Regions from separate parts of the Homo sapiens genome. Here all the other regions are linked to region 1. A link is an interaction called in ENCODE POLR2A ChIA-PET data of the cell type or tissue named here. Cell type or tissue: HepG2. All regions are shown on one strand. Links, peaks and the distances in the headings refer to the core of each region. The heading gives the core; the rest is flanking DNA.

Region 1 (7,761 bases), core at 1,761-6,760:
CACGCCATTCTCCTGCCTCAGCCTCCCCAGTAGCTGGGACTACAGGTGCCCGCCACCACACCTGGCTAATTTTTTGTATTTTTAGTAGAGACGGGGTTTCACCGTGTTAGCCAGGATGGTCTCGATCTCCTGACCTCGTGATCCACCTGCCTCGGCCTCCCAAAGTGCTGGGATTACAGGCGTGAGCCACCGCACCCGGCCTAGATTGTATCTTAAATCCAAATGACTACTGTATTATATGAAAGTAATCAGTTTTTTTTTTTTTTACAAAAATTACACTTACGGAGTTTCTTATTCCATTTATCCTCCTAGAAAGTACAGGAGATATTTTTTCCACAATATCAGATTACTCTTAATAATATTTTTAGATTCCTTCTAAAAAGGTACTTACTAGAAATGTGAATTCCCAGGCCTTCACTTCCAGAAATTCTGATTAATTAGGTCTGGGGTGGGGTCTAGGAGTCTGCATTCTAACAGGCAGCCCAGGTGATTCTCGTGTAGGACTCCTTGGGAGCACACTTTGAAGAATGCGTCTACTATGCTGTGATGGTTTTATAACTTACTAATTTCAACCAAGGATTGGTGTAGTAGCCCATTCTCACGCTGCTATGAAGAACTGCCTGAGACTGGGTAATTTATAAAGGAAAGAGGTTTAATTGACTCGCTGTTCCACATTGCTGGGGAGGCCTCAGGAAACTTACAGTCAGTGCAGGCAGGGGAAATGCCAGACGCTTATAAAACCATCAGGTCTCATGCAACTCACTCAAAATCACCAGAACAGCATGGGGGAAACCGCCCCCACCTGGTCCTGCCCTTGACACGTGGGGATTATGGGAATTACAATTCAAGGTGAGATTTGAGTGGGGACACAGAGCCTAACCATATCAGTTGGCAAACTTTCTTTTTTTTATTTTTTAAATTTTTTTATTTTAAGAGATGGGGTCTCACTGTTTGGCTCAGTCTGGAGTACAGTGGCATGATCCTGGCTCACTGCAGCCTCGAACTCCTGGGCTCAAGCAATCCTCCTGCCTTGGCCTCCCAAAGTACTGGGATTACAGGTGTGAGCCACCACACCCGACCCTCTAGAAGTGTTTTTGTTTGTTTGTTTGTTTTTTGTTTTTTGAGACAGAGTTTCGCTCTTTCACGCAGGCTGGAGTGAACTGGCGCGATCTCGGCTCACTGCAACCTCCATCCCCCCGGGTTCAAGCGATTCTCCTGCCTCAGCCTCCCGAGTAGCTGGGATTATAGGTGCCCACCACCACACCTGGCTAATTTTTATATTTTTAGTAGAGACGGGGTTTCACCATGTTGGCCGGGCTGGTCTCAAACTCCTGACCTCAGGTGATCCACTCACCTCGGCCTCCCAAAGTGCTAGGATTACAGGCGTGAGCCACCATGCCCAGCCTAGAAATGTTTTACTAATTAGTAATGTAGTCTTCTAAAGGGAACTATTACATTGTCATATTGTGTTTCCAGACAGTATTTTTTCAGTTAAAGCCAAGGGAATAACTTCAGGATCCTCTGCCTTGGGACCCCTCTCGTTCAGCTGAAAACTTCATCCCTCCCTTTGCTGTAGGATGGCACAGACACCCAGTTGCCCTCACAGTGCAGTCGGACTGCTCTCAGCATGGGAGCGGGCATGGCCTTCGCCAGTTGCCTCCATCCCGCTGAAGCAGAAGACTCAGCTGTTTACCTCACCCTGCTCGGAAACTCTAGCGTGGTAATTATAGGTGCCTTTGATTTGTAAAGAAAAATGGGAAATTAATTTATTAGTACATTATAAGTGAAGTTAATTTGGTATAAAATCACTAAAAGATGTGGAATTGGGCCAGGTATATGGTAAGGAAGTCCTCATAGGGTGAAGGTTGAAACTCTCCGCTGGAGCTTTAAGGATTTTGATATGTCTGATGAGACATCAAAGATGATCAAAGGGTGATTATTAACTACTGAGCTGTTAGTCCTGTGAACTTTATTCTAATTTATAAATTCTGTTCTTTATCTTCCCTTAAAGTAGTAATGAGCTTGTAAGGACTGAAATCTTATTTATGAAAAGACCTGCATTTTCTGAGATGTCATGGTCTTGCTTCTCAGAGGGCAGTAGTAACTTTGACAGTTTTGAGGCAAACTCACACCTACCTGGGTTTTATTGCTGATTAGTGATTTTTTTAAGCACTTTGCCTCTAGATGTTCTGAGTTACATAAATAACAGTTTATCATTTAACCAAGCACATATGATTCACATTTAATTTTTACCACTTAGTCCTGGAAGACTTTAAAATGTTATTTATATAAGCCATTGCTCAAATTGGTTTCCAGTTATCATTAAACAAGTTTAAATACAGCTGTGGACTTTTGCGAGCTTTTTATTGGATATTTCACACCCGAAGACCATCTTGTACCACCAACAGTTTAGGATTCTTAGAGATTACTCCCTAGACTGTAGACGTAAAGCACAATCACATCGACCTGACCTTATGTTCCTTAACTCCTTTCTTGCTGCAGTTTCCCGCCCCCTCCCCGCCCCAGCCAGTGAAATGTACATTTTGGTAGACTTTGAATGGATGGATCCATTGTGGTCCAATTGTATGACTGAGCCACAAATAGACAACTCATGGAAGGACGGTTCTGGTCCCAGTGGGGCTACTAATTTTCAATGTAGAGTCTGGGAAAGCTTCTTAACCTCCATTTACCTCTGATTCTCTGGGAACTGCAACAGCAGAATGATACTGATCCGGGAGAGGCTGAGCAGTGCTTACGTGGCTTATGTGGGACAGATGCCCGAACGTGCTGCCACAGGTCAGATGGGGCAGAATGAGGCAGATTTTCACATTGTATTAAGTTAGTTTTTAATGAGTTTAATCTTCAGTTTGCACTTTTCAAAAACTGTGTATACAGATCACCTGGGATCTTGTTAACCTGCTGGAGCCGATTCGGTAGGTCTTGGAATAGAGCCTGCGTTCTGCATTTCTTTCAAGCCTCCAGGTGGTATTGATGCTGCTGGGGCTTGGATCACACTTGCTAAATGGTGAGGGCTGTAGAAAAGGGCTGTATTCTCCATTCCAATGGAGAATAGCCCCCATTCCAAGTCTAAAACAGGAGGCTCTTTTTTTTTTAGATGGAGTTTCTCATCACCCAGGCTGGAGTGCAATGGAGCAATCTCGGCTCACTGCAACCTCCACCTCCTGGGTTCAAGTGATTCTCCTGCCTCAGCCTCCCAAGTAGCTGGGATTACAGGCGCCCACCACCACGCCTGGCTAATTTTCGTATTTTTTAGTAGAGACAGGGTTTTACCATGTTGGCCAGGCTGGTCATGAACTCCTGACCTCAGGCAATCTGCCTGCCTCGGCCTTCCAAAGTGCTGGGATTATAGGCATGAGCCACCGTGCCTGGCCAAGGGGGCTCTTGAAAGGCAAGAATGGGAGGAGAAAAAGCATGGTATACAATCTATAAAACAACTCCCCAAGAAACAACTCAGGTTTTCAGTACTATGGGCTGTTTTTACTTTGCTTTGATCACCAGTTTTTTTGTACCAGTTGTTTCGTTCACTCAATGGTAGTCCATCTCTTACTGTTATTCAGTTGTTTTTATATGTGTATCTTGTGTCATTTCTGTTAGATGATAAAATCCTAGCACAGGGTTATGCCTTATGTTACCTGTATATCCCTGCTCTAGTTACTACTGCTGCATAACACAGCTCTAAAACTCGTTGTAAAATAACTATTTGTTTTGTTTGCTTATCAAACAAAACTTGTTTACAAGTCCCTGTTTTTTTTTTAAGACAGAGACTTGCTCTGTTCCCCAGGCTGGAGTGCAGTGGTGCAATCACAGCTCCCTGCCCCTTTGACCTTCTGGACTCAAGCAATCCTTCTGCCTCTGCCTGCCATGTAGCTGGGACCACAGGTGCACATCACCATGCCCAGCAATTTTTTTTTTTTTTTTTGTAGAGAGAGAGTCTTCTCACATTGCTTCAGTTGGTCTTGAACTCCTGGGCTCAAGCAGTCCTTCCACTTCGGCCTCCTAAAGTGCTGGAATTACAGGCCTGAGCCACTGCCCCTGGCCTAAAATGACTATTTGTATTGTACTCACAGATTCCTGTAGGTCAGGAATTTGGACCTCACTAGTAGGGGCAACTTGCTTTTGCTTCACAATGTCCGAGGCCTTAGGTAGGAGATTCAAAGCCTGGGGGTGACTTGATGGCTGGGAGCTATAATCATAATAAAGTATCTCTACTTACATATCTAGTGGTTGAGCTTGGGTATCAGCTGGGACTCAGTTGGGATGTTAGCTAAACACCCATGGCCTCTCCGTGTGGTAGCTCTGTTGAGCTAGTTTGGGCTTCCTCACAGCATGGCAGCTGGGTTCCAAGGGCAAGTCCTAAGAGAACAAGGTAGCAGTGTGCGACATGTTTGTGCTCTGGCCTCGGAAGCATCATTTCTACTGTATTTTTTTGTTTGTTTGTTGCTTTAAAGACAGCGTCGTTCTGTCGCCTAGGTTGGAGTGCAGTGGCGCCATCGTAGCCCCCTACAACCTTGAACTCCTGAGCTGAAGCGGTCGTCCTGCCTCAGCCTCCCAAAGTGCTGGGATTACAAGCATGAGCTCCACGCCCAGCCTTTAGTGTATTCTTTTGGTTGAAGCCATCACAAAGGTTTCTCAGGGTTCAAATGAGGGGACATCAGCCCCACTGTTGGATGGGAGGAGTGTCAAGATTACACTGTAGGGTCTGGCCACAGTGGCTTATGCCTGTAATCCCAGCACTTTGGGAGGCCGAGGTAGGTAGATTGCTTGAGCCCAGGAGTTTGAGACCAGCGTGGGCAACATGGGGAAACCCTGTCTCTATAAAAAATACAAACATTAGCTAGCCATGGTGGCGCACACCTGTGGTTCCAGCAACGTGAGGAGGCTGAGGTGGGAGGATCACTTGAACCTGGGAGGCGGAAGTGGCAGTGAGCCAAAATCATACCACTGCACTCCAGCCTGGGCTACAGAGGGAGACCCTGTGTCAAAAACAAAACAAAAAACAAGGTTACATTGTAAGAATGTCATGTGAGATGGGAGATGCTGTGGCCATCTCTGGTGAATACATTCTGCAGCAGTTGGAACAACACTCAGCAGGGTGTTGACCGCATTATATAAACTCAGTGAAAGACTGTTGTGTAAATGAGTGGTAGGTAATTTAAGCACCAAGGTGGGTGAGGACCAAATACAAGAATTCAATTCCAGATGTGAACAGATTACCCCATGGTACCAAGATAAATGCAGACCTTCCACCTTTTATAGTTATTGATAGTCTCTTCTTGCTATCTCTACTCTTTCTGTTTCCAACATGGAGAATCTGTGAATTGATCACGTGGAACTGAACTTCTTCAAATCTTTGCATTTGTGTCACGATGCTGGCATGGTTTTTCCTGCTTATCTAGTGTACTGCCCCTCTCCTTCTTGGGCTGTGGCATATCCCAGCAGCTGGCTAGTATCTTACAGTGATGGGGCTGGGCGTGGTGGCCCATGCCTGTAATCCCAGCAGCACTTTGAGAGGCCAAGGTGGGCAGATCACCTGAGGTCAGGAGTTTGAGACCAGCCTGGCCAACATGGTGAAACCCTGTCTCTACTAAAAATACAAAAATTAGCCAGGTGTGGTGGTGTATGCCTGTAATCCCAGCTACTCGGGAGGCTGAGGCAGGAGAATCACTTGAACCCGGGAGGTGGAGGTTGCGGTGAGCCGAGATCTCATCACTGCACTCCAGCCTGAGTGACAGAGCAAGACACCATCTCAAACAAAAACAAAAACCAATGATCGGCTTCTCTTAGCCTCAGCAAATGCAGTGTGAACAGGCGCTGGTCCATCTGCGGACATCGAGATGGCTGGCCTGGTCACACCTACATAGGCAGCTGCTCTGTGGCTGCATGTCACACTGAGGGACTATCTGTGGCTGAACCGGAGTGTGACTCTCAGTCTTTGGCTTTATGTATCTTATGTGTATTTATCCTCATCATATCCTCATCGTGTACATATCCTCATGTATTATCCTATGATATCAGTTAATTAATACAGTGAGAAAAGCAAAAACGATCCCTCCTCCAAAGTAAGTAGAAGATGTTGAGATGTTTTACCACAATTGCTAAAGCTTTCCAGGTGACAGAACAATTTGTGAATATCTTTTACTTCATTTTACTTTAATATGTATATATGAGACAGGGTCACCCTGGCTGGAGTGCTACAATCATGGCTCACTGCAGCCTCGACTTCCCAGACTCAAGTGACCTCCTCATCTCGGCCTCCTGAGTAGCTGGGATTATAGGCGCATGAAACCATGCCCGGCTAATTTTTAAAATTTTTTTTGCAGAGACAGGGTCTCATTACGTTGCCCCGGCTGGTCTTAAACTCTTGGGTTTAAGGAGTCCTCCTGCCGCAGCCTCCCAAAATGCTGTGATTACAGTTGTGAGCCACTGTGCCTGGCTGAAATTTTACTTTTTTGTTTTTATATTTTGCGACAGAGTCTTGCTCTGTTAACCAGGCTGGAGTGCAATGGCACGATCTTGGCTCACTGCAGCCTCCGCCTCCCGGGTTCAAGCGATTCTAGTGCCTCAGCCTCCCAGGTAGCTGGGATTCCAGGTGCACACCACTATGCCTGGCTGATTTTTGTATTTTTAGTAGAGACAGGGTTTCACCATGTTGGCTTAGCTGTTTTTTGAGTTTTGGGGTAGAAATGGGGTTTCACCATGTTGCCCAGGCTGGTCACCAACTCCTGAGCTAAAGTGATACAACCACCTTGGCCTCCCAAAGTGCTAGGATTATCATTTTCATTACTAAATCAGAAATGTGGGCCGGACCTGGTGGCTCACCCCTGTAATCCCAAGATCTCTTGAGCCTGGGAGATCAAGGCTATAGTGACCTAAGATTGTGCCACTGTACTCTAGCCTGGGCAACAGAGTGAGACTCGGTCTCAAAACAAAAAGAACTAGACAGACATTTACTTTATTAGAAGGAGAAAATGTGATTACAAAAGCTTTTTGAATATAAAAAGGTAACAGTGTAGGCCTCTCCAGTATATACTCTGGCCCTCTGAAATTCCTAAAACTGAAAGTATTTTAGTGAGAGCATTTTACACAGTCATCTGAAGCACTGTTGTGGCCATTTTCTGCTGTTGACTGAACATGAAAAGAAAAGCCGTAGATAGAATTTCAGTTAACTGCTGATTCTGGTGGTTGTCATCTTTTTTTTTTTTTTTTTTTTTTAAAGAAAAGTAACCTCCGTGGCATTAGGATGGATGCTGTCTCTGATTAGGCCATGACCCCATGTAGCAATTCTGAGTGTCAGGTACCACTGCTCCAGGTATGGATGCCAGTGCTGACCACAAGGCTACAAGGCTGATGCCCGCATCCCAGGAGCTCTGTGGAGCAGGGAGCAATCAGGTGTTATTAATATTAGTGTATGCATTACTGAGATTAGAGGCCCGCTGGGAAGACACTAATCTTGTATTTTGTTCAGTACTTAGTGTTCGATGCTTATTATCCAAAAAGACCAGCATCGTCTCTGAGAAGATGTTAAGAACAAACCAGACTGGGCTCAGTGGTTCAAGCCTGTAATCCCAGCACTTTGGGAGGCTAAGGCAGGTGGATCACCTGAGGTCAGGAGTTCAAGACCAGTCTGAGCAACATGGCAAAACTCTGTTTCTACTAAAAAATACAAAAAATTAGCTGGGCATGGTGGCATGCACCTGTAATCCCAGCTACTCGGGAGGCTGAGGCAGGAGGGTCATTTGA
Region 2 (7,761 bases), core at 1,829-6,828, 80 kb before region 1:
CTTTTTTTTTTTTGAGACGGAGTTTCGCTGTTGTCACCCAGGCTGGAGTGCAGTGGCGTGATCTCGGCTCACTGCAACCTCCCCCTCCTGCGTTCAAGTGATTCTCCTGCCTCAGCCTCCTGAGTAGCTGGGATTAGGCGCCCACCACCACATCCAGCTAATTTTTTATTTTTAGTAGAGGTGGGGTTTCACCATGTTGGCCAGTCTGGTCTTAAACCCCTAACCTCTAGTGAGCCACCCGGCTCAGCCTCCCAAAGTGCTGGGATTACAGGTATGAGCCACCGTGCCTGGCTATTTTTTCTTTTTATTATTTTTGGTAGAAGCAGGGTCTTGCAGTATTGCCCAGGGTGGTCTTGACTTCCTAAGCTGAAGCGATCATCCTGCCTTTTCCTCCCAAAGTGCTGGGGTTACAGGCATGACCCACAGAGCCCAGCCTCTACTTTTGTTGAATATATGTACTATATTATATAGAAGAAAGGTTGGAAAAATATTTTTCAAAATGCTAATTGTGGATGACATACTTTACAGTTTTATTTTAGTCTGGAATGTTAAGAACTTACTTTTACAAAGTAATTGCTTTTTTTTTTCTTTTTGAGAGAGGGTCTTGCTTTCTTACCCAGGCTGGAGTGCAGTGGCATGCTCAAGGCTTACTGCAGACTCGATCTCAGCTCAAGTGATCCTCCTACTTCAGGCCTCCGTATAGCTGGGACCACCAAGCATGCACCACTGCACCTGCCTAATTTTGTGGGGTTTTTTTTTGTAGAGACATGGTTTCACCATGTTCCCCAGGCTGGTCTCGAACTCCTGAGCTCAAGTGATCCACCCACCTTGGTCTCCCAGAGTGCTGGAATTACGTGCATGAGCCACCGTGGCCCGTGCAGTAATTGCTTCTTGACATAAGGATTTAAAAAATCACTTTGGGCCTGCAATCCTAGCACTTTGGGAGGCTACGCCAGGTAGATTGCTTGAATCCAGGAGTTCAAGACCAGCCTGGGCAACATGGGAAAACCCCCCCTCTACTAAAAGTACAAAATTTAGCTGGGTGTAGTGCACATACATGTAATCCCAGCTACTTGGGAGGCTGAGGCATGAGAATTGCTTGAACGTGGGAGGCAGAGGTTTCAGTGAGCTGAGATCAAGCCATTGCACTGCAGCCTGGGTAACCAGAGTGAGACACTGTCTCAAAAAAAAAAAAAAGACCACTTTTCAGGAGTTCGAGACCAGCCTGGCCAATATGGTGAAACCCTGTCTCTACTAAAAATATAAAAAATTAGCCAGTCGTGGTGGTGTGCACTTGTAGTCCCAGCTACTCGGGAGGCTGAGGGAGAAGAATCGCCTGAATCCAGGAGGTGGAGCTTGCAGTGAGCTGAGATCGCGCCACTGCACTTCAGCCTGGGCGACAGAGCAAGACTCCGTCTCAAAAAAAAAAACTACTTTGCTCAGTGGCTGATGCCTTTTTTAAAAATAGGATAGTTGGAGGAAAGAGAGAAGCAAGCTTATATCTAACAGGAAGTGAGGAAGAGGGTAACTTGGTAGAAGTTGGCACCTGTCACTTAATATACAATAATTTTTGGCTCAGCGCAGTGGCTCACTCCTGTAATCACAGTACTTTGGGAGGCTGGGGCAGAAGGATCACTTGAGGCTGGAAGTTTGAGACCAGCCTGAGCAACATAGCAAGATTTGTTCTTCTGCATTAAAATTTAAAATGGGGGAAATGGAGTAGCTGCGCAGTTTCATATATTGAATTTGAAGCTACTGCCAGGAGTACATTTTTTTCTTTCATCATTTTCTTCTGTGTCTTTTTTTTTTTTTTTGAGATGGAGTTTCGCTCTTGTCACCCAGGCTGGAGTGCAATGGCACGATCTCAGCTTACTGCAACCTCTGCCTCCCGGGTTCAAACAATTCTCCTGCCTCAGCCTCCTGAGTAGCTGAGATTACAGGTGCCCACCACCACACCTGGCTAATTTTTGTATTTTTAGTGGAGATGGGGTTTCGCCATGCTGGTCAGGTTAGTCTTGAACTCCTGAGCTCAAGTGATCAACCCGCCTCAGCCTCCCAAAGTGCTGGGATTATAGGTTTGAGCCACCGTGCCTACTCTCTCTATCTTCTTAAAAACAAATAAAGAGAACAGTGATCTTCACTTGGAAGAGGGAAAGGTACCTTGAAGAACATTTCTTGGACTTTAGGGAGGCAAATACTGTTACAGAATGTGAGAAATCCTGTTCCAGGCTGAACAAATTAAATTCCTTCATCTACCTTCAAAGCTTTTCTTCTCTTAGATTCTTGTGATTGATCATAGAGAACAATTTTGCTAGGTTGCCGTGACTCCAGAGGCCGAATTTGGGGCAACCAGGGACACATATATCTGCATTTTTATGAGTTTTGAGAGTTTGGATTGTACTCCTTGTCTTCATAGTTTGGAGACATACCACTGTCATTGGAGTAGAAGATCTGCTGTGTTATGTACTTACCATGGGAGAAAGGGAGGAAGCTTCCTGGGTTTCAATTCCCACTCAGAGCCAGGTGTGGTGGCTCATGCCTATAATTCCACCACTTTGGGAAGCTGAGGCAGGAGGACTTCTTAAGACCAGTGTGGGCAACACAGTGAGACCCTGTCTCTACAAAAAGTAAAAATTTAGCCAGGCGCAGTGGTGCAAGTCTGTCCCTCCTCTTGGGAGGCTGAGGTGGGAGGAACACCTGAGCCTGGGGAGATTGAAGCCACAGTGAGCCATGATCTCACCACTGCACTCCAGCCTGGGCAACAGTCTAAGACCCTGTCTCAAGAAGACTCTGTCTCAAGAAGACCCTGTCTCAAGAAAAAAAAGAAAAATCCGAACTCAAATATAAAATAGTATATTCCAAAATATGTATTTAGAAGAGACATGTATTTAGAGGCTAGCTGAGTGTGATGGCTCATACCTGTAATCCCAACACTTTAGGAAGCTGAGGCAGCTCAAATTCCTGGAACCGTTTGAGCCCAGGAATTCAAGACCAGCCTAGGCAACATAGTGAAACTCTTGTCTCTACAGAAAATAAATTTTAAAAAAGTACCCGGGTGTGGTGGCTTGTGCCTGTAGTCCCTGCTAGTTAGGAGGCTGAGGTGGGAGGCTCATTTGAGCCTGGGAGGTTGAGGCTGCATTGAGGCATGATCGTGCAACCACACTTCAGCCTAGGTGACAGAGTGAGACCCTATCTCAAAAAAAAAAGGAGTTTTCTCTTATTTGCCCCAACTTTTTATAGAAAAGTCAAAAGAACAGTACAATGATGATGATGTGTTTTTTTATTTTTTTATTTTTTTTTGGAGACGGAGTCTCTCTCTGTTGCCCAGACTGGAGTGCAGTGGCGTGATCTCGGATCACTGCAACCTCCGCCTCCCGGGTTCAAGCAGTTCTTCTGCCTCAGCCTCCTGTGTAGCTGGGACTACAGATGCATACCGCCATGCTTGGCTAATTTTTTTGTTTTTTTTTTGAGACAGAGTAAGACTCTGTCGCCCAGGCTGGAGTGCAGCGGCGCGATCTCGGCTCACTGCAACCTGTGCCTTCTGGGTTCAAGTGATTCCTCTGCCTCAGCCTCCTGAGTAGCTGGGATTACAGGTGTGCACCACCACACCTGGCTAATTTTTGTGTTTTTAGTAGAGATGGGGTTTCACCATCTTGGCCAGGCTGGTCTTGAACTCCTCACCTCATGATCCACCCGCCTCGGCCCCCCAAAGTGCTGGGATTACAGGCATGAGCCACCGTGCCCAGCCAATTTTTTTGTAGTTTTAGTAGAGACAGGGTTTCACTGTGTTGCCCAGGCTGGTCTCAAACTCCTAAGAGCAGGCAATCTGCCTGCCTCAGCCTCCCAAAGTGCTGGGATTACAGGCGTGAGCCACCATGCCCAGCTGATTATTATTATTATTATTATTATTATTATTATTATTATTATTTGAGGCAGGGTCTAGCTCTGTCGCCCAGGCTGGAGTGCAGTGGCACAATCTTGGCTCACGGCAACCTTTGCCTTCCGGGTTCAAGTGATTCTGTGCCTCAACTTCCCAAGTAGCTGGGATTATAGGCTGCGCCCCCATCCCTGGCTGTTTGTATTTTTAGTAGAGACAGGGTTTCGCCAGGTTGGCAAGGCTGGTCTCAAACTTCTGGCCTCAGGTAATGCACCCACCTTGGCCTCCCAAAGTGCTGGAATTACAGGGTAAGCTAATGTGGCCGGCCTACAGTGATTATTTATATGCTTGCTACCTAGATTCAGCAATTGTTAACATTTTGTCAGATTTTCTTTATATTGTATGTGCAGGTATGTGTCCATTTTATGCTCCTGGAAAAATAAGTTTGGGATATTATGAAACTTCCAGTTAAAAATGTGTTTGTGACTGGGCATGGTAGCTCATACCTGTAATTCCAGAGCTTTGAGAGGCCAAGGCAGGAACATTCTTTGAACCTAAAAGTTCAAGACCAGCCTGGGCAACATGGTGAGACATCGTCTCTACAAAAAATTAACCAGGTGTGGTGGCATGTGCCTGTAGTCCTAACTACTTGGGAGGCTGAGGCAGGAGGATTGCTTAAGCCCAGGAGTTTCAGGTTACAGTGAGCTATTGTCAAGCCACTGCACTCCAGCCTGGGTGGCAGAGCAAGACCCTGTCTCTAAAAATATATAAATAAATCAACAAACAAACATATGCTTGTAAATTTCTCTGCAGGGTTCATATCTACGTAAATGCTGTGTGAAAGGGAACAATGCTGCCCTGAAGTTAAAAGGATCATAATTTTTGCTTTTTTTTATTTGTAATGAGCTCATCTTGTCTCCATGAACTTTTCAGCTTAGCTCACTACTTGTGTGGTCATTTGGGGATTTTCACCTTTTTGCACTTAAGATAACCGTAAGGTGGTCTGAAATGTGCATTTGTTTTCTGTTTGTTCTAGATGATCCCTCTGATAAGCCACCTTGCCGAGGCTGCTCCTCCTACCTCATGGAGCCTTATATCAAGTGTGCTGAATGTGGGCCACCTCCTTTTTTCCTCTGCTTGCAGGTAACTCACTAATGCTGGCTTCTCCTAGCCTAGTTTTATGCTATTTTTTATGATGTAATATTTCGGAGATTACTGTCAACTGCTAAGGAGATCTATGTCTTATTAAATCTATTCCTTCCAATTTTTCTTTTTCTTTCTTTTTTTTTTTTTTTGAGATGGAGTCTCACTCAGTCGCCCAGGCTGGAGTACAGTGGTGTCATCTCTGCTAACTGCAATCTCCACCTCTTAGGTTCAAGCGATTCTCCTGCCTCAGCCTCCTGAGTAGCTGAGATTACAGGCACACACCATTATGCCCAGCTGATTTTTGTATTTTTAGTAGAGACGGGGTTTCACCATGTTGGTCAGGGTGGTTTTGAATTCCTAACCTCATGATCCATCTGCCTCAGCCTCCCAAAGTTCTGGGATTACAGGCGTGAGCCACCGCACCCGGCCCCAATTTTTCATTATACGTTTTACCAGTGAAAAGTTGAGAAACAGAGCAGTTAGATGAGACAGACTGTTGATTAGTCCACATCTGTGTTTAAACCTAATACTTGGCCGGGCACAGTGGCTCATGCCTGTAGTCCTAGCACTTTTGGAGGCTGAGGCAGGTGGATCCCCTGAGGTCAAGAGTTCAAGACCAGCCCGGTCAACATGGTTCAACATGGTGAAATCCCATCTCCACAAAAATAAAAAAAAATTAGCTGGGCATGATGGCGGGTGCCTGTAATCCCAGCTACTTGGGAGGCTGAGGCAGGAGAATCTTTTTTTTTTTTTTGAGACGAAGTCTCGCTGTGTCACCAGGCTGGAGTGTAGTGGCACAATCTTGGCTCCCTGCAACCTCTGCCTCCCGGGTTCAAGTGATTCTCTTGCCTCGCAGATTGCACTCCAGCCTGGGCGACAGAGCAAGACTCTGTATCAAAAAACAAACAAAACCCTAATAGTTAACACTGTTTTTTTTGTTGTTGTTGTTTTGTTGAGACGGGAGTTTCGCTATTGTTTTCCAGGCTGGAGTGCAATGGTGTGATCTTGGCTCACCGCAACCTCTGCCTCCCGGGTTCAAGCGATTCTCCTGCCTCAGCCTCCTGAGTAGCTGGGATTACAGGCATGCGCCACCACACCCGGCTAATTTTGTATTTTTAGTATAGACAGGGTTTCTCCACGTTGGTCAGGCTGGTCTTGAACTCCAGACCTCAGGTGATCTGCCTGCCTCGGTCTCCCAAAGTGCTGGGATTACAGGGCGTGAGCCACCGTGCCCAGCTATTTTTTCTTTTTTTTCTTTTCCACGACAGAGTCTTGCTCTATCACCCAGGCTGGAGTGCAGTGGCGTGATCTCGGTTCACTGCAAGCTGTGCCTCTCGGGTTCAAGGGATTCTCCTGCTTCAAGGGATTCTCCTGCTTCAACCTCCCGAGTAGCTGTGGTTACAGGTGCATGCCACCATTCCCAGCTAATTTTTTATATTTTTGGTAGAGATGGGGTTTTCTCATGTTGGCCATGCTGGTCTCAAACTCCTGACCTCAAGTGATCCTCCTGCCTCAGCCCCCAAAGTGCTGGGATTACAGGCGTGAGCTACCACGCCCGGCCATAACACTGTTTTTTTAAGTTAATTTAAAGTATTGAAATTACAGGAAACATAACTGGAAGATTATTCCTTTTGATGACACTGTTTATTGTCTTGTTGAAGACTGATCTCTGTACAGATGACAAGGGAAGAAACAATTTTTGTGGGTGATAATGGTAATAATAATACTAATTATAAGTACTTGCTCTGTCCCAGGCACCACTTTGAGTACTTTACATGAATTAACCCTTAAATCATCACTGTAATCCTATGAAGTACCTATGATTAGTATCCCCATTTTATAGATGAAGAAATTTAGGCTAAGAGAGGTTAAGTAACTTGTTCAGGGTCACACAGCAAATACCATATTTTATCAGATCTAAGACACCATTGATTATAAGAAGCACCTCAATTTCAGAAATGTTAAAATGTAAAACTGGCTGATGAAAGTTGTGATGTACTTTCGATTATAAGATGAATCTTGATTTCAGAGAGTTTTTTTATTTTTTTGAGACAGGGTTTCACTGTGTCCTCTAGGCTGGAGTGCAGTGGCATGATCATGGCTCAATGCCACCTCTATCTTCCAGGCTTAAGTGATCCTTCTACCTCAGCTTCCCAAGTATCTGGGACTACATGCTTGTGCCACCATGTCCAGCTAATTTTTTTTTTTTTTTTTTTTCTGTGGAGAAAGGGTCTCGCCTTGTTGCTCAGGCTGGTCTGGAACTCTTGAGCTCAAGCAATCCTATCACCTCAGCCTCCCAGAATGCTAGGATTACTCCAGGCCTACTTCAGGGACTTTTTATTTTTCTTTAAAAAAAAATAAAGAATTTTTTTTAGAGATGGGGTCTTGCTCTGCTGTTCAGCCTGGAGTGCAGTGGTATAATCATAGCTCACTGCAGCCTCGACCTCCTGGGCTCAATGATCCTCCTCCCTCAGCCTGCCCTGAGTAACTAGGTCTATGGGCACAAGCCACAATGCCCAGCCCAGAGTTTAAAATATGAAACAATATTTATCTTAGAATGGCTGAAATACGGTTTCAGAGCCAGGATTCAAATTTAGGCTATATGATTGTGATTCCAGGGCATATGCTCTCCTCAAAGAGTTGTCTTAGAAAAAAGTATTTTTTTCAGACTTGTTTTTTCTCCATGAGGGCCACTGAAAAGCTGTGATCATGATTCCACCATTCTATTGCAGCTGCAG
Region 3 (7,761 bases), core at 1,560-6,559, 330 kb before region 1:
CATTTTCTCGCTGAGTAACACCAGCGATACAGAAAGGCATTATCTATCTATCCATATATGTATTTTTTCTGCTGGGAGGACCTTGGTTTAATGTTACTATAACAGATAGTGAAAACATGATAATATTAACATTTATTCTGATGGTGCCCATAAATGCCATTAGTCTGACACAAAGTGTCAACACTAATCATGACCCAAAATTAACACCAAAATTGACATCAACATTAATTGTACTATCAATGTGAATAGAATGTGCAAGCACACACAGGCACTTCCCAAAGCTGCTGTTGTTACTACAAAATAAAACAACAATATTAAGCTCAACAAAGAAATTTGCAGGAAAAGCTAAGGGCAAAACATGCCAGGATTTTGTTTTTTAAGGGTGAAAGACATATCCATCAACTCTAGCTATGCTGTGGGAAGCAGAAAGAGAATATCTTTGCCACAGCTGCCTTTCTTACATCTCCACACTTTGACTTGAGCTCTAACAATACCTTTCCATACAGATTTAAATACAGGTTAGGCTGTGGCTGAGATGTTGAAGCTGTATTCGTTATATTCATGCTAAAAGCCTTGCTATATTCATGCTAAAATGATCTTGAGTTTTTTTTGGAAGAGTCTGTAAAACCTATTGTTCTAATTCTGCTAATGCCAGGAAGATGACTACCCTGCAAGGCCCTTGAGCAGCAATACAAAGAATCCAAGCATGTTAGCGCTAACCCAGACTTGGGCATCATCTGCATCATAAAGATGAGAAAACTAAGATCCAGAGAGCAGGAATCTGAACTTGAGTCCCTTCTCAGATATATAACAAAATGTTACCTCTTTCCCCCTTTTGTATCTTGTATCCAAGCATGAAAAAAAGAGTTTTTCAGCTCTTAAGAAAATTATTTTGAGCTCCTTCACATGATCACAGAACACTAAATAATAGAACATTGATATCTGGCAAATAATACAATATGGAAAGGCATTGACATATTTTTCAGCATGGCTTTTCCAAATGGCACAAATTAAGTCAAATATTGTATTTTAAGCCTTATGGCTTACTTCAAAAATGGCTGAACAAACTCACCTCAACCTCTCTAAACAGCGATAAAAGGGTAAGAAAAATATAACTTAGAGCAAAAAATTTTCATCCCAGAGGTAATTCTTTGAAAATGTTATCAAAGATTAGAAATAACAATTTTGAACAGGGAAATTATTTCTCCCTGTAACATTTATATACATGAAACCACAGTAATTTTACACATGTACACACAGTAATTTAATAAGCATAGGAATTATTTTTTAACAAACATGCAGTGGAGCACATAGAAGCCAGCGGTATTTGAGAAATGGGGCCCAGGATTAATTGGTTGGTATGGAAATTAACCAAGTTGGCCTACTATAGTCCCAGAAGCCTTGTCCATTAATCATACGAATGAGTGCTGAACTCTGGTGCCCCCCGCTACTCCTCATTCTCTGGTGTCATCTGTTGCTGTCCTGATGTTCATTATTGCCTCTGGTTGGAGCTGTAAAGTTTCTTGACATAGGGTACTATGTCACATTCTTTTTCAGTAAAATCTTACAACTTAAGACAGGTATAAATATGCTGGCAAGTACATTCTTTTGTTTGAAGGCTATCTCTAGACTTATTTTTGAAAGAAACTGAGGAGCCCTCCACAAGTACTACTTTAGTGAGCCAGTGGATGCATTAGGATTTTCAAAGTCAATCAAGGTTACTGAGCCTCATTTTGCTATCAAAAAAATGAGTAAAAACTACTCAACCTGATGAGAAATCTCCAACACCAATAATAGTCATTCAGAAGGAATTCTGAGAAAAGTATATACATCCCAAAAGAACAGTGTCAGAAATTCATTAGAAGTAATTCCATGGTAGGAAGACTTATTTTTCAAAATTAGCCTCCATATTTTTCTAATGAGGGATCCAAGTTTGGTTTGGAAGATCATTTTAGACAAAGACTTGCAGCCAAATATACTTACTTAGAATGGGAATAAAAGAACAAAAACATAGAATTAACATAAAATTATCTTACCATATATGCCATAATATATCTTTCTCTATACTTAATCTCAAGGATTCAAAATTGATTTTTCAAAGCCTTGATGAAAAATAAGGCAAGCACAAATTATGAATACTTATGTATAATCATAATCATTTATGGATAATCATAATTATACATAATCATATGTATTTGACCCTTTTCTGCTGAGGATCCCAAAGCACTTATAAACATTCTCCTATCTTTAGGGACAGATTAATGGCAAAGACCCTTTTTATAAGTTGAACAATCAATGCATAGACCATGGTCCTGTTTTACAGACCCGCTTCGCTTAGGTCTATTTCAGAACTCACCTTCAGCATAGTACAATTTAAATATGCCTCTTTTCTAACACATATCTAAAAGACTGACACTGACTCAATTTCTATACACAGCATGAAAAGGCAAACTGATTTCAAAAGAATGAAACAAAAGCAAGGTAAAGTACATCCAAATTAGCATCACATTCATGGAGCTATTTTGAGGTTAAATTGAGTAAAACAATTTAAAAAATCTAATGTTAAATATTTGGGTCCTGTGTTCATGAGAAATGGCCTACCCTTTTCTCACCACCAAAACCCGTAAGCATATACACACTCTCTACAGGCAGAGTTTTAGAACATAATGCTTTCCACTAGAATCTGAGTCCAGGATAACCCAAGCAATTCCTTTGAGGGTATGGAAAATGTCAACCAAGTGAATTAAGACAGAGGGTTATGGTGGTTTTTCTAAAATAAGAGGTCCTTTGGGTTAAGAGGTCCAGCCTAAGAACTGTCAAAATGGATCTACTAATTAATTTCTTCTAATCTTTTAGGCTTATATAAGCTTACCAACTTCCTTTCCCTACCAACTCCTAAATTGTTTTTTTGATACTCAAATTAGAGATTCAAAGGATTATAGTAACATGTAAGTGAGGAGCCCAGTCAAAATGGTAAGATTTGTTTAAGCTGGTCAGTAGATGCAGGGGTATTTGTCATATCACTGTGTATTTTTTTATATGTTTAAAATAAAAAAATTAATGAGATGCTATACTTTGGGAGACATAGGATATCAGTACATTGCCAACAATTAAAACAATAATTAAATATGGGTATTAGTTGGGCTAGCAGTTCTAAAACTGAACCCCTAATCCCCACTGTCCCTACCATTTCACCCCTGAGAACATAAAGCAGGACTAAAACCAAAATACCAGTCATGATGGCAGCTAGTCTTTTTTTTTTTCAGCCAGAGTCTCACTCTGTCGCCCAGGCTGGAGTGCAGTCGTGCGATCTTGGCTCGCTGCATCCTCCACCTCCTGGGCTCAAGAGATTCCTGTGCCTCAGTCTCCTGAGTAGCTGGGATTACAGGCGCCTGCCAACACGCCTGGCTAATTTATATATATATATATATATATATATATATATATATATATTTTTTTTTTTTTTTTTTTTTGTAGCGATAGGGTTTTGCCATGTTGGCCAGGCTGGTCTCAAACTCCTGGCGTCAAGTGATCCGCCGACCTTGGTCTCCCAAAGTGTTGGGATTACAGGCATGCGCCACCGCGCCTGGCTGTCAGCTAGTCTTTAAACTTTAATTTACACTACTTTATTTCCTCTTCAATCATCCTCTTCTTTAAAAAAAAAAAATAGATCCCTAATGCAAGGTTCAAAGGATCTTCAACCAAAGAGTTAAAATTGCAATTGCTTATTGCAGGAACACTAGGTAAAGGCTACTATACCAACTGAAAAAAGAAGGACACCAGTGAATCTGCCTCAACAAACAAGGCCACTCACAAGGCTCATGTGAATGCTAAGCTGCTGAGAAGGAAAAACCCTGACACCTAGCGCCCATCTGAAAAAATGAAGGCTCAGAGCTACCACAATTCTTAAGAGTGGTAGTGTGTGTAGAGGTGACCATCAAATTGCATTCAATTTTTTTTTCTTTTTCTTTTTCTTTTTTTTTGAGACGGAGTCTCACTCTGTAACCAGGCTTGAGTGCAGTGGCGCGATCTCGGCTCACTGCAACCTCTGCCTCCCGGGTTCAAGCGATTCTCCTGCCTCAGCCTGCCAAGTAGCTGGGACTACAGGCACCCGCCACCACGCCTGGCTAATTTTTGTATTTTTAGTAGAGACAGGGTTTCACCATGTGGGCCAGGATGGTCTCGATCTCTTGACCTCATGATCTGCCCGCCTCAGCCTCCCAAAGTGCTGGGATTACAGGTATAAGCCACCACGCCTGGCCCCAGTTGCATTCAATTTTCAATATACTTTCCTCCCAGAAAAACTTTTATACCAAGAATTCCAGTCTCTGAATACCAACCCCTTTTTTGGATATACATCTTGTACCTAATTATTATAACTGCTTCCAAATACAACATCGCAACATCGTCTTCTCATCTCAGTTTCTCATTATGACAGGCATGATGAGACAGAATGTTAAAAAGCTGCCCATGTTCTGATATGGTAAGAAAAACAGGGTCCTAATTTCTACTAGCACTAAAGTTACTATGGTAGTTGACTCTCTAACATATCTTTCAGCATTGCCCACTTTAGAGATTACTGGTCTAGTTCGCAGAGCTGATAAAAAGAAATAAAATAAAAGAATGCTAGTAACTTATTTCAGAATAAACAAGAGCATAGTCTCAAGAAGGCTAGGATTTTCTTTGTCCTACCAGGCAAAGTTAAGTTGTTCTCTGTCAAGTCCGTTACAGCCCTTGGCTTGATCTTAGCCTGAGCTTTTTAATAACAGGATTTAGTGCGAAAAGCAGCTGTACTGGATTGCGAACTGTTACTCAAAATGTCCCCACCTGCAATTATAGCTTCCACCAAAAGATCAAAACAGGTTAGTAAACTGGCAGGAAAATGAAAACAATTCCTCCAAAATTGAGAAGTGGTAAAGCAGAACTGTTGGATAGCTGCATTTCTTCTGTATCCAGGCTCAACAGCACACATTCATCTAGCTGTGTATTTACATACAGTGCCCATCACTGTACCAACACAGCAGCTAGAAATGAGATCCGTTTAGTCTATGCTGCAATCACATTTTCCTCAATTTTCATCTTTACTTGAAACTATTAAGAAAAATCTTGGACAACTCATCTTTGGAGCTATCTGCAAGTAACGTAGTTCACAGATTTAGTCTACATCTTTTTTATTCCTACTCTAAAGTCATACTAAATGTAATGCCATTCAAATATGACAATGAGAAAAATGTGTTCTCCTATACCTTTCATCATGCATTAGGTGGTACTCCTTTAGTTACATCTTTCTTTATGGGGAAGGGACAACTAGGAAAATAGAAAGGAGACAGTAGCTAATACAGCATCAGAAAAGCTCTGTCTCCTGCTCTAAACACAGGCATAAATGTTCAAAATGCAGGTCACATCTCTACTGAAACAGCCAATATTCCTCCTCAAATGGCAAAGAAGTTACCTAAAACTAAATGGAACTGAATTGGTCCAAGTCCTGGTCCCATCACCTTTTTACCTATTTACTGTCCTGGAAAAAAAAATTAGAAAGACTGGCCACCCATACAGCCAATGGTCTGATAAGTGCAGGTTTTCTGCCTTCGATCATGGAGAAAAGCACCTCAATTCATGGGAAAACTCTGAAGGAATCTCTCATTTTACCCTTACTCCTTACATCCATGTGCTAGTTTTCAAACTCAGAAACTCCAATCCTTGAAGGTAATGCAATACCACCCACAATGATGACCTGGTAGAGCCGTCACTTTTGGAGAACACCACATTATGATGATTTAATGTCTACATAGCACCAATGCATTTACATTGAGCCTTGGCTTTCAGAACATTAACAGGTCAATTTTTTATTCTTTTGTAATAAAACTATTTCTCAAGGCTCTGTCCAGATGCCCATTCTCTTTGGGACAGGACAGATTTACTCCAAATCTCATCAGCATGAGCTCTGTTCATTCCCTTCACATCATTCTTGGGGTAATATGTAGAGTGCCAGGCTCATGACAAACTTGCTCTTTGGCCAAAGAAAATTAAACCGCAATAGCTGAAAGTCAACTTGCCCTGATAAAACTGGGCTCAGCACGAGGAAATACATCCTACTGACACTTTGTCATCTCTTAGGCACAGCTGTCCCTCAGAGTTCTGACTGCTGAAACTCCATCCTTAGATTGGTCAGTCTCTCAGTGGACATGCTCCATTGTATGTTCAAGCTATTGGTAGCAGAGTTTGATACTAACACCCCAACCTCATTCCTGTTGTGCAGTGCCCTATAATCTAGCTAAGGCCAATGACTGACTTCACCAGCCATCCTGGGCATTAGTCACTAACTGCTCACAAAAGAACATCAGTCTAACTCCTCCCAAGCTCAAAGGCTCAGAAACAGCAAGCTAACACTCAGCCTCAATCCTAGTCAATCATTTGAAAAGAAAAACAGAACAAAGAAAATAGGCAACTAAGGAGGGAAAACTGTAGAACAAGAAGAAAGTGAGAACTGACAAAAACTCAAAATCTTTTGAAGAAATACTATTCACTTTCTGGTTTCAAAACTATTAAAGCACTGGACAAAGGAAAACATGTGGCTCCTATACTAGATCTACTACTAGTCATAGCTATAGTCCTATGCAACTGTTTAAGACATATCTTTTCCACTAAGGTTTGTTAGGTCTTAAAGGGGTTAAAAAAAACCTTTAATTTTTAAAAAATTCGTGTGTGTGTGTGTGTGTGTGTGTGTGTGTGTGGTCTTTGGGTACAGAGGCCCGTATAATAAGACTATTTGTATTCATACTGGCAGAGTAAACACTACATGTTCATGCCCAGGCAGCTCTGTGCTTGTAATTTCAGCAAGAACAGAGCTCTGTCCCTCTGGGACTTCACTATTCCCTGAGTCTCCATTCGCTCAAACACAGAATGAGGGCAGAAAGAAAGCAGGAAAGAAAGATCATGGCAAGGGGTTTCACACAGCACTGCAGCTAGCTTTCACGTGGCCAAAAATCTCATTTTGTGTTTTAATTACATTAGTTAAAACCATTTTGCTCTCAGCCCCATGTTCACAAGGGTGCCTTCCATTCCTGAAGACTACACTGTTCAATGAATCAGAATTTAAGTCTAGCACAATGAAGCTTTTCTTTGCTGCTGAGGGGCTCACTAGGCAGATGCTACATACAGTGGCAGAAACCTCTGTTTCAACTTCGTGTGCTGATGAGTATATATCTATGCTTGTCAAAATGTTTTGCATCCTTCCACCCCAGTCCTCTTGACTTTGCTATTTGTTGAGACTCCTACAAGTCTGATACTCTCCATCTGGTCCAATGCTTGCATCCATCTTGATACCAAATCATCTACTGTTGGCATCCACTGGCATATTACTGAAATAGCCACACACCTTGTATATATAGTGAAATTTTTTGAAAAAGATTGAGCAAAATAGAAACAAACTGCTTATTATTTCCAAAGGTCTACCCAGCCTATTTGTGGTGAAAACACAGGTAAAGATTACTCCTTCAATGGAATGAAATCTTTCTAGGGATTATATTTAAGGTTGAAATAAAAATATCTCTCTTTTTAGGTTTGTTACTGGTATTATCATTGTTATAACTGTACATTAGGAGCACAGTTAAAATCAGAAAGAATCATAATGCATGGACAAGAGTATAAGAGTATAGGGCAAAATAGGACTTTATATCACTATTCATAGGTTACTCTGAGAGAAAGGATGCCAAGGCTAGAAAATGCATTCTTGGGATAATTATCAAAAAATGGGTTCTT

What was found. Peaks named below come from ENCODE experiments on the same cell type or tissue, not always from the same donor. Only the 100,000 strongest peaks of a DNase experiment are listed, where the experiment ranks them.
Region 2: POLR2A ChIA-PET joins it to region 1 with 7 read pairs; 8 of 35 experiments call an interaction of 5 or more read pairs at or near these places.
Region 3: POLR2A ChIA-PET joins it to region 1 with 8 read pairs; 2 of 35 experiments call an interaction of 5 or more read pairs at or near these places.

Annotation. Positions count from the first base shown.
Region 1 is chr17:37,498,425-37,506,185 of GRCh38, forward strand. The region is part of intron 1 of DUSP14 (dual specificity phosphatase 14); the gene reads left to right. Among named protein-coding and RNA genes, the nearest start is that of DUSP14, 12 kb to the left of the region's middle. In HepG2, for the core only: no CTCF peak of the experiment used is centred there; a DNase peak (open chromatin) is centred at 3,827; H3K4me3 peaks cover 490 bases.
Region 2 is chr17:37,418,596-37,426,356 of GRCh38, forward strand. It overlaps TADA2A (transcriptional adaptor 2A), which reads left to right. Exons shown (of 16, transcript NM_001166105.3): 3 at 4,914-5,020. Among named protein-coding and RNA genes, the nearest start is that of TADA2A, 16 kb to the left of the region's middle. In HepG2, for the core only: no CTCF peak of the experiment used is centred there; no DNase peak of the experiment used is centred there.
Region 3 is chr17:37,170,569-37,178,329 of GRCh38, forward strand. All of the region lies in intron 41 of ACACA (acetyl-CoA carboxylase alpha), which reads right to left. Among named protein-coding and RNA genes, the nearest start is that of SNORA90, 70 kb to the right of the region's middle. In HepG2, for the core only: a CTCF peak has its summit at 3,865; a DNase peak (open chromatin) is centred at 3,843.